Regions from separate parts of the Homo sapiens genome. Here region 1 is linked to region 2. The links are chromatin contacts, found by POLR2A ChIA-PET in ENCODE. All regions are on one chromosome and are shown on one strand. The core of a region is the stretch at or near the end of the contact, and the rest is flanking DNA. Distances in the headings are between cores, read along the strand shown.

The links. ChIA-PET counts read pairs that join two places held with the same protein, here RNA polymerase II (POLR2A).
Region 1: POLR2A ChIA-PET joins it to region 2 with 6 read pairs in A673. The contact joins the enhancer-like site here to the promoter of RAD52 in region 2. POLR2A ChIA-PET finds 5 or more read pairs at or near these places in 8 of 52 experiments (A673, BJ, H1 and 5 more).

The regions. Positions count from the first base shown.
Region 1 is chr12:1,009,200-1,017,059 of GRCh38, reverse strand. The region is part of intron 1 of ERC1 (ELKS/RAB6-interacting/CAST family member 1); the gene reads right to left. Among named protein-coding and RNA genes, the nearest start is that of ERC1, 22 kb to the right of the region's middle. Within about 2 kb of position 2,764, at least 4 of the 41 ENCODE cell types and tissues checked have a DNase peak (open chromatin) inside an H3K27ac peak, as active enhancers do; they include A673, where a contact is called at or near this core.
Region 2 is chr12:944,748-951,937 of GRCh38, reverse strand. RAD52 (RAD52 DNA repair protein) reads left to right here and starts at 2,244. Exons shown (of 12, transcript NM_134424.4): 1 at 2,244-2,336. RefSeq lists enhancers at 2,022-2,291, 1,755-2,413, 2,842-2,921, 2,414-3,072.

The sequences.
Region 1 (7,860 bases), core at 1,515-4,014, 65 kb before region 2:
ATGCCACTGCACTCCAGCCTGGGTGACAGAGCAAGATTCCATCTCAAAAAAATAATAAATAAAAATATTCAAAAATTCCAGAATCATTTTTCCCTAAGAAAAGCACTGAAGCCGGGCACGGTGGCTCACGCCTATAATCCCAATAATTTGGGAGGCCAAGGCAGGCAGATCACTTGAGGTCAGGAGTTTGAGACCAGCCTGGCTAACATGGTGAAGCCCCATCTCTACTAATAATACAAAACTTAGCCAGGCATGGTGGTACACGCCTGTAAACCCAGCTACTTGGGAGGCTGAGGCAGGAGAATTGCCTGAACCCAGGAGGCGGAGGTTGCAGTGAGCCGAGATCGAGATCGCACCACTGCACTCCAGCCTGGGTGACAGAGTGAAACAGTGTATCCAAAAAAATCAAAAAAAAAAAAAAAAAGAAAAGAAAAGCACTGATCCCAATGGTTATATACATACTGTGAGAGAAAAACAGCCCCAGTCTCGCCTCACCCCACAGAAATCCATTATACTCAGAAGTCTAAAAATAAAAATACTTCTACCCACAATGATTATATGTTAGCCTTTAATTCTCACTCTTCCCACAAATAGCTACGAGCATAACATGCAACTGCAGACAGCAATCTCTCACTCTCCTCATAGATTAGAAAAATAATAATAGCTCTTTATGAACTGAGTCTCCAAAGGAACACCAAATATCATTAAGACAAATGAAAGCAAAAAAATTCTTTAATAGCAACACAGCAGTTTACTTCAAACTAACTATAATGGACTAGGCTAACACAGATGTGCTATATTTGTAAGTTGAACCAGAAAATGTAATATACCACCCATTAGCTATTTAAATAATTATATGTGAAATTCTGACATAAATCTCAAAATCACTAGTCCAACCTGATGTAATATACCACCCATTAGCTATTTAAATAATTATATGTGAAATTCTGACATAAATCTCAAAATTACTAGTCCAACCTGATGTAATATACCACCCATTAGCTATTTAAATAATTATATGTGAAATTCTGACATAAATCTCAAAATTACTAGTCCAACCTGATGTAATATACCACCCATTAGCTATTTAAATATTATATGTGAAATTCTGACATAAATCTCAAAATTACTAGTCCAACCTGATGTAACCTGATGTAATATACCACCCATTAGCTATTTAAATAATTATATGTGAAATTCTCACATAAATCTCAAAATTACTAGTACAACCTGATGTAATGGGGTTATGCTCATCAACGAGTCAAATATTTTTAATACTGTATTTCAACATGTTTAAAGATCCTGTTCATTTTCTTAAAGGGTTATAAATATTACTAGGGACGAGAAATATGCTGCTATCCTAGGCTCCCTGTGAAAAGATGAACAATAAACCAAAAATTTAAAATCCCACTGAGGTACAATTTGGCACAATCTATCAAAATTTAAAATGTGCACATTGTTGAACTAGAAGTTTCACTTTAAAAAATATTCTCCATAAAATATATTTTCACAGGTTCAAGGACATAATGTGCAATGATATTCAATTATTGCATTGTTTGTACCAGCAAGGAGACCGCTTAAATTTCCAAAGAGATTAGTTGAATAAATTTATGTATCTCTCAACTACAAAAGACAATGCTGCTGTTTAAAAAAAATTTCTTTCAGGCAATCCTAATTTAAAAAAAAGAAAAGAAAAACAATGGCCAGGCATGGTGGCTCATACTTGTAATCCCAGCACTTTAAAAGGCTGAGGTGGGCAGATCACTTGAGGTCAGGAGTTCAAGACCAGCCTGGACAACATGGTGAATTCCTGTCTCTACCAAAATACAAAACTTACCTGGGCAAGGTGGTGTGTGCCTGTAGTACCAGTTACTCAGGTGAGAGGATTGCCTGAACTCCGGAGGCAGAGGTTGCAGTGAGCCAAGATCATGCCACTGCACTCCAGCCTGGGCAACAGAGCAAGACTGTCTCAAAAAAAAAAAAAGAAAGAAAAAGAGGCAGGGCACAGTAGGTCATGCCTGTAATCCCAACACTTTGGGAGGCCAAGGAGGGCAGATCACTTGAGATCAGGAGTTCGGGACCAGCCTAGCCAACATGGTGAAACCCCATCTCTACTAAAAATACAAAAATTAGCCAGGCATGGTGGCGCACACCTGTGATCCCAGCTACTTGGGAGGCTGAGGCAGGAGAATCACTTCAACCTGGGAGACGGAGGTTGCAGTGAGCTGAGATTGCACCACTGCACTCCAGCCTGGGTGACAGTGAGATTTCATTTCAAAAAAAGGAAAAAGAAACAAAAACAAAAAAAAATTAAGTAAATATCTATATCTAAGATATAGATCTGACATGCAAAAACATATTGTGAAGTGGGAAAAAAACCAGGTTACAGAAGAATGCTTACGAGGCAATCTCATTTGTGTACAAAGGATATATACACGTATGTTTGTATATACACAGAAATGATTTGTACGGTAAAAGCCTATTTCTGAAAGACCAGATGGAATCACCTTTTTCCTTACTTACATACTTTTCTTCTCTGTTCCATTTTCTTTTTATAGTGAGTGTGTATTACTTTACTTTTTTTGGCCTGGTGTGGTGGCTCAGGCCTGTAATCCCAACACTTTGAGAGGCCAAGATGGGTGGATCTCCTGAGCTCAGGAGTTCGAGACCAGCCTGGGCAACATGGTGAAACCCCGTCTCTACCAAAAATACCAACATTAGCCAGGCATGATGGCACACGCCTATGATCTCAGCTACTCAGGAGGCTGAGTCATAAGAATTGCTTGAACTCCAGAGGCAGAGGCTACAGTGAGCCAAGAACACACCACTGCATCCCAGCATGGGAAACAGAGTGAAACCCTGTCTCAAAAACAAACAAAAAAAAAAACTTACATTTTTTTAAGTCTCATTATAAACTACAGGTTTAAATAAAGACCTCCACAACCATTCGGCACTAATTTACACAGCAATTAATGGGCTAGGCATAGACAGATTGCTAATATCTCTGTAAGTAGCAGGAAGTTTAAAAAAAAAAAAAATCACCAGGCACATGGCTTATGCCTATAATCCCAACACTTCGGGAAGCCAAGGCGAAAGGATCACTTCAGATCAGCCTGGGCAACACGGCAAGACCTCGTCTCCACAAAAAACTTTTTTTTTAATTAGCCAGGTGTGGTGGCACACATCTTTAGCCCTAGCTACTTGGGAGGCTGTAGCAGTAAGACAGCTTGAGCCCAGGAGTTCAAGGCTGCAGCGACCTATGATCACATCACTATACTCCAGCCTGGGTGACAAAGGAAGACAGACAGACCCAAAGACAGACAGACAGAAAGACAGAAAGAAAATAAATCTACAAGTTAATGAAGGCACAGATTTCTCTGCCTCTACACTCAGCATGTAACTAAAATGTATTAAGTCTGCTAACACTACGCATCTAGTTGTATAACCTTAATCTGATTCTCCAATACTGACTAGAGACTAAAACTACACGACAGTGTGGCTAAAGCAGCACTGTTTCAGAGCATACCTATCTGAAAGGCCACCTCTGCTTGGAGCAGCAATGACACATCAATTGTAAACGAGCAATCTTAACACTTGTCAGTTACTATTTCGCCTTTTTTTAATGGAAGGGTAACTCAGTTTACAATCAAGTTAACTGCAGTTTTTAATAATTCTTATCAATTAATCAAGTTAATTATAAGTTCTCTCAAAGTTCTCATCATGACAAATATTTTGTCAAGCTAGATACTTAGAAATAAACACAAGGTTGTTAATCATAGTTGTTCTCCAGTTGTAACAGCAATCTGCGCCACTTAGTTGAAACAAGTCAAGTTCTAGGTTGTGTAGCCTTCCCCAACGACTCTAGTGCTCACTGATAACCTGATTTCATAAAATCCTAAAATATTAAATTGTTTGGACATAAAATTATGTTACCTTGCATTTTATACATCTCATACTACATCGTGATCAGCTCAACACAAAGTTCAACAAATTCTACCAGTGATTAAGCTGAACAAAGTAAAACAGATGTACCTGTTCACAAACGTCTATTCACAAGACTGAATAACAAAAATGTCTAAAAATCCAAAAATTTATAACTAATATGATAGTAAAACCAGACCTGGACTGGGTCAGTAATCCCAAAGTGTTTAATGAAGAAATTAGGGACCATTCCCAAAACATACTTGAAAAGTTAGCTTATATATAATATATGCATGTCATCTCTCTAAAAATCTGAAAAAAATTCTGAATTCTGGTCCAAAAGATCTTGGACGCAGACCTGAATTAATGGTTAAGATTAAATATCAGCCGGGAGCAGTGGCTCACGCCTGTAATCCCAACACTTCAGGAGGCCAAGGCAGGCAGACCACGAGGTCAGGAGATCGAGACCATCCTTGCCAACATGGTGAAACCCCGTCTCTACTAAAAATACAATTAGCTGGGCCTGTAGTCCCAGCTACTTGGGAGGCTGAGGCAGAAGAATAGCTTGAACCCAGGAGGTGGAGGTTGCAGGGAGCCAAGATCACGCCACAACACTCCAGCCTGTTGACAGAGCAAGACTCTGTCTCAAAAAAAAAAAAAAAAAAAAGATTAAATATCCACATCACTGTTGGTAAATACAGACATTTATAATCAGGAAGAGCTGCACAGGAATTTTAAGTCTGTGACTGTTTATTTCTTAAGCTAGGTGGTAGATACACAGATATTAATTACATCATTCTCTGTATCTTTTTGCATGTCTGAAGCATATCATAAGTTTAAAAGGGTTTAAGTGAAAAATTATAGGAACCCAGTAAGTATTTGTTTCTTCCCAAAAATAATAAAAGTATCTGAGAAGCAGCAAGTTTGAAAATGGTTACAGTAAGGGTCTTAAAAACATATCTTTTGATCCAGTAATTCTATGAACAGGAAAAACCAATCTACTCAAATGATCCAAAATGTAGAGAAAAGTTTATAAAGATACACCAGCTTTATTAGTACTCACTTCATTGAGAAATGTTTAAGTGAAATCTTTATGACTTAACATGAAGCCTACAAAAACCATTTACAAACCAATGTCTGCCATTTAAAAAACGTTTATAACACAATAATGAAAAAGGATATGCTTTTTTTTTTTTCAGAGTCTCACTCTGTCACCCATGCTGGAGTGCAGTGGGGTGATCTCCGCTCATTGCAACCTCTGCCTCTTGGGTTCAAGCAATTCTCATGCCTCAGCCTCCCAAGCAGCTGGGACTACAGGCATTTGCAACCATATCCAGTTAATTTTTGCATTTTTAGGGGAGACAGGGTTTCACCATGTTAGCTAGGCTAACCAGCCAGGCTGGTCTTGAACTACTGACCTCAGGTGATCCGCCCAACTTGACCTTCCAAACTGCTAGGATTACAGGCATGAGCCACTGTGCCCAGCCTTCAAGAATATATTTTAATCTACAGTATACTCTCAATTTTGCAAATATAAGCACAGCCAAAAGATGAGCTGAAACCTAGTTTTTTCCTAATAGTTGTCAAAATTTTCCAAACAGGTAAACACTACTTATTTAAAAAGGAAAATGTTGGCCAAACAAGGTGGCTCACACCTGTAATCCTGGCACTTTGGGAGGCCAAGGTAGACAGATCGCTTGAGCCTAGGAGTTTGAGACCAATCTGGGCAATACGGAGAGACCCTGTCTCTACAAAAAAATTTTTTTAATTAGCCGGGCATGGTGGTGCATGCCTGTAGTCCCAGCTACTTGGGAGCTGAGGTAGGAGGATAGCTTGAGCCCAAAAGGTCAAGGCTGCTGTGAGAGTGAGCGGTGATGGCAACACTGCACTCCAGCCTGGGTGACGGAGTGAGACCTTGTCTCAAAAAACAAAAAAAGGAAAAATGTTAAGAAGACTTAAACAGAAACAAAAGGAGAGCCACTGTAATTCCAGGGTGAACACTTCATCCTTTTGTACCTAGTCTCAAAGTCATTTTCAACACAGCACTTGCAGTTGCTATCACCAAATGCAGTTGGCACATATAAAATTTTTCATTATTTCCAATAATACGGATGTAAAATGCCTAATATTATTTCAGACCTGAGTGGGTCTACTGAAACTACCACAAATAAGGCAGTAAGGTTTCCTAGTACACACTGTGTATATAACGCATGGGTACGCATTATAAACATGTTTCTGGTCTTCTCCAAGAAACGGGTGGAATGGCACACTGCCAGAAGATGAGACTTAAGAAAAAGACCTCAGAAAAGAATTTGCAGAGCATCAAAAATCATATAGCCAGCCGGGTTCGGTAATCCCAGCACTTTCGGAGGCCAAGAAGGACGGATCACCTGAGGTCAGGAGTTCAAGGCCAGCCTGGCCAACATGGTAAAAACCCATTTCTAATAATAATAAAAAAAAATTAGCCAGGTGTGCTGGTACACACCTGTAATGCCAGCTACTCAGGAGGCTGAGGCAGGAGAATCACTTGAACCTGGGAGGTGGAGGTTGCAGTGAGATGAGATCATGCCATTGCACTACAGCCTGGGCAACAAGAATGAAACTCTCTGTCAAAAAAAAAAAAAAAAATCATATTTCCTTTCTCTTTTTTTTTTTTTTGGAGACAGAGTCTTCCTCTGTCACCCAGGCTGGAATGCAGTGGCATGATCTCGGCTCACTGCAACCTCTCCTCCCGGGTTCAAGCGATTCTCCTGCCTCAGCTTCCCAAATAGCTGGGATTACAGGCACCCGCCACCACGCCCAGCTAATTTTTGTATTTTTAGTAGAGATGAGTTTTTACCATGTTGGCCAGGCTGGTCTCGAACTCCTGACCTCAAGTGATCTGCCCACCTCAGCCTCCCAAATTGCTGGGATTACAGGCATGAGCCATGGCACCCAGCCAATATTTCCTTTCTCTTCGACCTGGAAAAGTCCATTTTCCTCCCCTCGGTTACCACGCTTCTCTGAATAAACTCTACCAAGGCAGTTTTTTAAATAGTAATTCTTTATATGTGTACTCACTAAGGTAGAATTACAGACTCAAATTCTGCAGATTTAGCCTGGAGAAATCATAAATTTAGAAGTATCCAAAGAGATTCAAGCAGAATTCAGTGGTTCCTGAAATAACTGAAAAAAGGAGTTATACCATCATGCATTTTAAAGTTTCCAGAAGAGATTTGTATTGCAGAATCTACTTAAATGAAACTTTATAACAAAAATATCATATTACATTGCATATTTATAAAAATCAAACCTTTTACATCACCATATAAAGCATTTAACACAGTATCTAGTTTATAATGAACACTCATCAATATTAATATTTTAAGATAAACAGTTTTTCATATTTTAAAGTTTCTGAATTGGGATGCAGCTTATAATTAACATGTATAACTAAATTATGTTTCTTTTTTTCTAAAAAGAATGAATTATTAAGTTGATAGTACACCTCACCAAAAAGAAATGGCAACTTAAAAGTAAAGAAATACGTATTATATGCAGTGAACACTTGTCACAATATTTCATTTAATCCCAACAGCAAACCCCTTTCAAGGAGAAAGATTGTATTAGGCCCAGTAAGTTGCCCAAGATCACACAGCTCTATCAAACTCTAAAGTCAAAATCTTGGCTGGGCGCGGTGGCTCACGCCTGTAATCCCAGCACTTTGGGAGGCCGAGGTGGGCGGATCACGAGGTCAGGAGATCAAGACCATCCTGGCTAACACGGTGAAACCCTGTCTCTACTAAAAATACAAAAAATTAGCCGGGCGTGGTGGCGGGCACCTGTAGTCCCAGCTACTCGGGAGGCTGAGGCAGGAGAATGGCGTGAACCCGGGAGGCGGAGCTTGCAGTGAGCCGAGATAGTGCCGCTGCACTCCAGCCTGGGCGACAGAGAGAGACT
Region 2 (7,190 bases), core at 995-3,494:
ATATACAATAACATGCAGGTAGGTAACTTTAAAATACATTTACCCCAAAAATTATGTTTCAGAATTTATAAAATTCAGCTAAAGGAGTTCTTAGAGGAAAATTTATAGTTTAATAGTTTAAATGCCTTTACTTAAAACAAAAAAAGGTTAAAATCATAAGAAACAAAAAGAAAGAAAAGTAAAGTAAACCTAAAGTGAGCAGAAGAAAGGAAGTGATGAAGATAACAATGAAAATCAGTGAAACAAACAAATGGAAAAACAATTGTAGTAATTAATAAAACCATGAGCTGGTTCTTTGAAAAGACAGGTAAAATTAATAAACATCTAGCTGGACTAGTGAAAAAAGGAGAGGACACAAATTACCAAAATCAGAAATGAAAGGACACAACAAAGAAAACAACAGAGTGAGAGAAAATATTTGCAAACCATATATCCAATAAGGGGTTACTATCCTATTCTAAATATGTGAAGAAAGCAAACAACTCATAGCAAAATCAGATCACACGACTAAAAAGGGGGCAAAGGGCACCAGGTGCACTGGTTTACACCTGTAATCCCAGTGCTTTGGAAGGCTGAGACAGGAGAATTGCTTGAGGCCAGGAGTTGTGAAAAGCCTGGACAACATAGAAAGACCTTGTCTCTACAAAAAAATTTTAGATTAGCCAGGTGTGGTGACATATGCTTGTAGTCCCAGCTACCTGGGAAGCTGAGGTGGGAGGATCACTTGAGCCCAGGAGTTAGAGGTTGCAGTGAGCCATGATTGCAGCACTGCAGTACAGTCTGGGCAACAGCTTGATAGCTTGAGACCCTGACTCTTTAAAAAAAAAATCATTTATCAAAAGATGACATACAAATGATCAACAGGTTCATAAAAATGCTCAATATTGGCTGGGCACAGTGGCTCACACCTGTAATCCCAGCACTTTGGGAGGCTGAGGTGAGCAGATCACCTGAGGTTGGGAGTTCGAGACCAGCCTGACCAACATGGAGAAACCCTGTCTCTACTAAAAATTCCCCAGAGGCTGGGGAATAAGGGGCTGGGGGAGATAATGGGGAGATGAAGATGTTGGTCTCAGGGTACAAAGTTAACAGTTAAACAGGAGGAATACAATTTTGAGATTTATTGCACAGCATAGTGACTATAGTTAATAATAATTTATTGTATATTTCAAAATTTCTAAGAGAGTAAGTTGAAAATATCTCGCCACAAAAAGAATGATAAGTGGGCTAGGTGCAGTGGCTCATACCTGTAATCCTAGCACTTTGGGAGGCTGAGGCAAGAGGATCACTTGAGGCGAGGAGTTCAAGACCAGCCTGGGCAACATAGCAAGACCCTGTCGCTACAAAAACTTTTTTTTTTTTTTTTGAGACGGAGCCTCGCTCTGTCGCCCAGGCTGGAGTGCAGTGGGGCGATCTCGGCTCACTGCAGGCTCCGTCCCCCGGGGTTCACGCCATTCTCCTACCTCAGCCTCCCGAGTAGCTGGGACTACAGGCGCCCGCCACCACGCCCGGCTAATTTTTTGTATTTTTAGTAGAGACAGGGTTTCGCCATGTTGCCCAGGCTGGTCTCGAACTCCTGACCTCGTGATCAGCCCGCCTCGGCGTCCCAAAGTGGTGGGATTACAGGCCTGAGCCACCACGCCCGGCCCCAGGGGACATTCTAGAGGGGACTTCGCCCCCCAAGCCGCACTTCTCCATTTCCCTGCGGTCGTCGCTAACCGAAGGCGCCATCCGGTGACGACTGGATGTGCGCGGCGGTGGTGAGAGGCCGCGAGAACCACCAGGTCCACCGCTGCCTCGGCCCGGGCGGAATCTGGGAAGGTCTCTGACAACCATTCATCCTCAGATTTTCCCAATTGTGCATGGGTGGGCGGGCCCCGCATCCTAATGGGCACTGGGCATGTGAAGTGTGAACCACCCGGGCCTAACTAGCCGCTGAAGGCCTGACGAAACCGCCAGGCCCACCAGGGGGCAGCAGAGATCCGACGGCCGCGGACCGAGGGAAGCTGGCGGGAAGTAGGAGGCAGAGGGCGCGCAGGGAAGCGGCAGGGCGAGCGGCTCAGAACGTAAAAGCCAGCACCGCGCCTCCAGGTTGCTTTACGGCTGCCGCAGAAGGCTTTGCGGCTCTTTTCCCCTCCGACTTGATTTACGGTTCCTTCTCTGGTCTGTGTTTTTTTTTTTCCCCCTCCGGCGCTGGGCGTGGGTTCGGACCTTCTTCCCAGAGACGCTCGCGCACCCTTCCCATTCTCCTCTGCGCGGCCTCCATCTAAGATCTCTTCCCCTTGTCCATAGCCTAGATCGAGCTCCCTGTGTGCACCGCGCGCTGCCCGAGGCGCGTAAGTGGGGGAGGAGAGCGGCTTCCCCCGGGGTGGTTCTAGCCGTGGGTGTGGAGCGTGGGAAGGCTCAGCTTCCGGGTCGAGAACCTGGGGCTGCGGTGGACCTGATCCTGAGGTCTCAGCGTAGAGATGCTGAGTCCAGAGGCCTGTTCTAGTTCACCAGTGCAGTGAGGGGCTCAGTATCCGGGCCTCCCGAGAGGTGGGTAGGAAGGCGGGGTACAGGAAACTTGGCACCAACGCGCCGGGACCCCACCGCGGTGCGGACAGCCAGGTGTCCGTGGTGGCGCTTCCTTGGAGATGCTGCCTGCAGACAGGCGTGGGGAATCTGAAGTTTGTGTTAATAGCTAAACGAAGTTGAGTTGCAGGGAGCGGGGGACGCTGGGAAGAAATGATTGATTTAAAAGGAATTTGACGCCGGGCATGGTGGCGGCATGCCCCCATGTTCCCTGGAGGTCAAGCCTGCAGTGAGCCGAGATCGCACCCGTACCACGACACTCCGTCCCGGGCGACAGAGCGAGACCCTGTCACGGGGGAAAAAATAAAAATAAAAATTTGACGCTCACTTTAGCTGAGTATTGAGCCTTGTTATAACATTGAGATAGAGGTCTGGCGCGGCGTCTCACACCTGTAATCCCAGAACTTTGGAAGGCCGATGCGGGAGGATCGCTTGAGGCCAGGAGTTCTACGCCAGCCTGGCTAACATAGCGAAACCCCGTCTCTACTAAAAATACAAAACTAGGCAGGCCTGGTGGCGGGCGCCTGTAATCCCCGCTACTCGGGAGGCGGAGGCATGAGAATCGCTTGAACCCAGTAGGCAGGTGTGCCGGTAAGCCGACATCGCACCACTGCACTCCAGCCTGGGGGACAGAGCGAGAATCCATCCAAAAAAAAAAAAGTTATAATTCACGTACAATTAAATTCACTCCCTTTTTTAAAAAAAAGTGGAGACATAGTCTCGCTCTGTTGCCCAGGCTGGAGTACAGTGGCGCCGTCTCGGCTCACTGCAACGTCCGCCTCCTGGGTTCAAGCGATTCTTTGCTTCAGCCTCTCAAGTAGCTGGAATTACAGGCGCATACCACCACACCCAGCTACTTTGTATTTTTCACCATGTTGGTTAGGCTGGTCTCGAACTCCTCGCCCTTCCAAAGTTCAGGGATTACAGGTGTGAGCCACCACACCCAGTCTAAATTCACCCTTTTAAAGTGTGCAATTCAGTGGTTTTAATATATTCACAAGGTTGTGCAATCACCACTATTATCTAATTCCAGAACATTTTTATCATCCCTAAAAGAAACCTTAAAACCATTAGCAGACACCCATTATTTCCTCCTACTCCCAGCAGCACTAATCTATGAATTTACCCATTCTCAGTACTGTATTATACAATATTTGTTCTTTTGTGTTTGGTTTATTTCACTTCATGATTCAAAGTCCATCTATGTTGTATGTAGCATGTATCAACTTCATTTTTTAAATAACTGAATTATTTATTGTGTGGATATACCACATTTTGTTTCTCCATTTTTGATGGATACTGGTGATTTTCTAGGCTTTCTAGGTCTAGTCCTCCACAGAACTCGCAGTCTGAGGCACAGACATTTAAAACTTAAGTTTTTGGAAACTAGCATTTAACTCTTGGGTTGGGTCAGGTAATTCAGTGGCCTCAGGTCTGGTATCGTTTAGGGCAGTTTTTTTTTTGTTTTTTTTTTTTTTTTGAGATGAAGTTTCACTCTTGTTGCCCAGGGTGGAGTGCAATGGCGTATCTGGGCTCACTGCAACCTCACCTCCTGGGTTCAAGCGCTTCTCCTATCTCAGCCTCCTCGGTAACTGGGCTTACAGGCGCATGCCACTATGCCCGGCTAATTTTTGGTATTTTTAGTAGAGACAGGGTTTCACCATGTTGGCCATGCTGGTCTCGAACTCCTGACCTCAGGTGATCCACCCATCTCGGCCTCCCAAAGTGCTGGGATTACAGGTGTGAGCCACCGCGCCTGGGTGGGAGTTTTGTTTTTTTGTTTGTCTGTTGTTTTTTGGGGGGACAGAGTTTCTCTCAGCCTCCTCGGTAACTGGGCTTACAGGCGCATGCCACTATGCCAGGCTAATTTTTGGTATTTTTAGTAGAGACAGGGTTTCACCGTGTTGGCAATGCTGGTCTCAAACTCCTGACCTCAGGTGATCCACCCGCCTCGGCCTCCCAAAGTGCTGGGATTACAGGTGTGAGCCACCACACCTGGGCGGGAGTTTTGTTTTTTTGTTTGTCTGTTGTTTTTTTGGGGGGACAGAGTTTCGCTCTTGTTGCCCAGGCTGGACTGCAGTGGCGAGATCTTGACTCACTGCCACTTCTGCCTCCTGGATTCAAGCGATTCTCCTGCCTCAGCCTCCCGAGTAGCTGGGATTACAGGTGTGCACCACCACACCCGGCTAATTTTGTATTTTTAGTAGAGAAGGGGTTTCTCCATGTTGGTTACGCTGGTCTCGAACTCCCTACCTCAGGTGATCCTCCCGCCTTGGCCTCCCAAAGTGTTGGGATTACAGGCGTGAGCCACTGCGCCCCTCTGGGAGTGTTTTTTAAAGTGTTCTATTCTCAGTTCACCACTTACCAGGCCGTTAATTATCGTGGTATCAAGCAGAGAAATGTTTGTGTGCTGGTCTTCTCAGGGAGGCAGAAACCGTCAGAGATTGCTGTTGTGTAATGTACACCAAAACGTGTTATCTTGTAGTATAAACGGTGTAGTTGGAGATGAGTGTATGAAAAATGTAACTGAGCTAGCTGTGGGAGAGACTAGTTGTGAAAAATTTTGAGTCACCCACTGTATGCTTTCCCAGCTATGTTCAAATAAGGTGACACTCTGCCTTCCTGTTTCAGCTCTAAAACTGTTCATAAGTGTTATTTTGGCTGTATACGTAGTGCCATGTTTTTTTGTATTTTTGTGCTTTTGGTGATTTTGCTGTTTATAGGGGCCTCCAAGAATAGAAGTGCTGTCTAGCATTTCCAAGTTGAAGGCTGTGATATATCTTATAGAGAAAAGATAAGCTTTTAGATTAGCTTTGTTCAGGCATCACTTTTGTTGTTGGCTGTGAGTTCATGTTACTGCATCAACAATATATATTAAATAAGATATCTTTAAACAGAAGCACACATAAAACAAGGTTATGTATTGGCCTGTTGAGTAACCCTGTATTTCCCCTGGGAGCAGTGGCTCAGTATTTGCTAGTTCAGTGTTCATGATGGCTTTACAGGACATAACTACCCTGAATAATGAGAACTGACTGTCTCAGTAGTGCTTCAAGGGCAGAAAGCCTAGTGGATATTTTTCCATCTCTGCAGCTTTTAGCATTTCTTCACTCAAGGCACTCATTTTTAATATTGAACTGGCAGTTTTGATGTGGAGAGAAGCTAAAATAAGGCTAAAATGCTCTTCATACTATGTGCTGAGTGGGGACTGTGCTGAGTGTTGGGGATTCAGTGATTAGTGTATGGCCCCGCAGTTCTCTAATGGCTGAGTGTGGGAGTGCAGAGAAATGATCAGTGTGAGGGAATTAATCCTATGTTCCCACCGTGTTTTTTTGTTTTTTTTGAGACGGAGTTTCACTCTTGTCGCCCAGGCTGGAGTGCGGTGGCGTGATCTCGGCTCACTGCAACCTCCGTCTCCCAGGTTCAAGCGATTCTCCTGCCTCAACCTCCCGAGTAGCTGGGATTACAGGTACCCGCCACCGTGCCCAGCTAATTTTTGTATTTTTAGTAGAGACGGAGTTTCACCATGTTGGCCGGGCTGGTCTCGAACTCCTGACCTCATGATCTGCCTGCCTCGGCCTCCCAAAGTGCTGGGATTACTGGGTTCCCACAAATTTTAAGACTTACTTCAGGCCAGGTGTGGTGGCTTATGCCTGTAATCCCAGCATTTTGGGAGGCCGAGGTGGGCAGATCACCTGAGGTCAGGAGTTCGAGACCAGCCTGGCCAACATGGTGAAACCCCTGCCTCTACTAAAAGTACAGAAAATTAGCTGGGTGTGGTCGCGCATGCCTGTAGTTCCAGCTACTCAGGAGGCTGAGGCACCAGAATCACTTGAACCTGGGAGGTGGAGGTTGCAGTGAGCTGAGATTGCGCCACTGTACTCCAGCCTGGGCAACAGAGTGTCTCCCCCTCAAAAAAAAAAAGACATACTTCAGAGTGTGGTGAGCTGCATAAGGCTTTAGAGGTAATGACATTTTGAGATTTCAATTAAAAATTTTTTTTCTACTTTTTTTTTTTGAGACAGAGTCTCACTCTTGCTCAGGCTAGAGTGCAGTGGTGCGATCTTGGCTCACTGCAACCTTCGCCTCCTGGATTCAAGCGATTCTTGTGCCTTAGCCTCCTGAGGAGCTGAGATTACAGGCACCTGCCACCATGCCCAGCTAATTTTTGTATCTTTAGTAGAGAAGAGGTTTCATCATGTTAGCCGGGCTGGTCTTGAACTCCTGACCTCAGGTGATCTGTCTGCATTGGCCTTCCAAAGTGCTGAGATTACAGATGTGAGCCACCGTGCCTGGCCACTTTTTTTCTACTTTTGCTAATTTTTTTAAAGTTTCATGAACATTATAGTACTGTGTTCATAAATGAAAATAAAAGAAACTTGCTCCAGTCTTGTTCATCAAGCCGTTCTTGACCTTCACAGTCAGAATCTCACCCATCACCTTGTCACATCTCCCTCTTGATCTGTATATCCAGAGTCCACCTGACATGCTTCTTCAGCCCTCCACATATAATAAGAAATGGTTTTGTGAGCCGAGATTGTGCCATTGCACTGCAGCTTGGGCAACAGTGTGAGACTCCTCAAAAAAAAAAAAAAAGAAAGAAAAATGCTTTTAGGTGA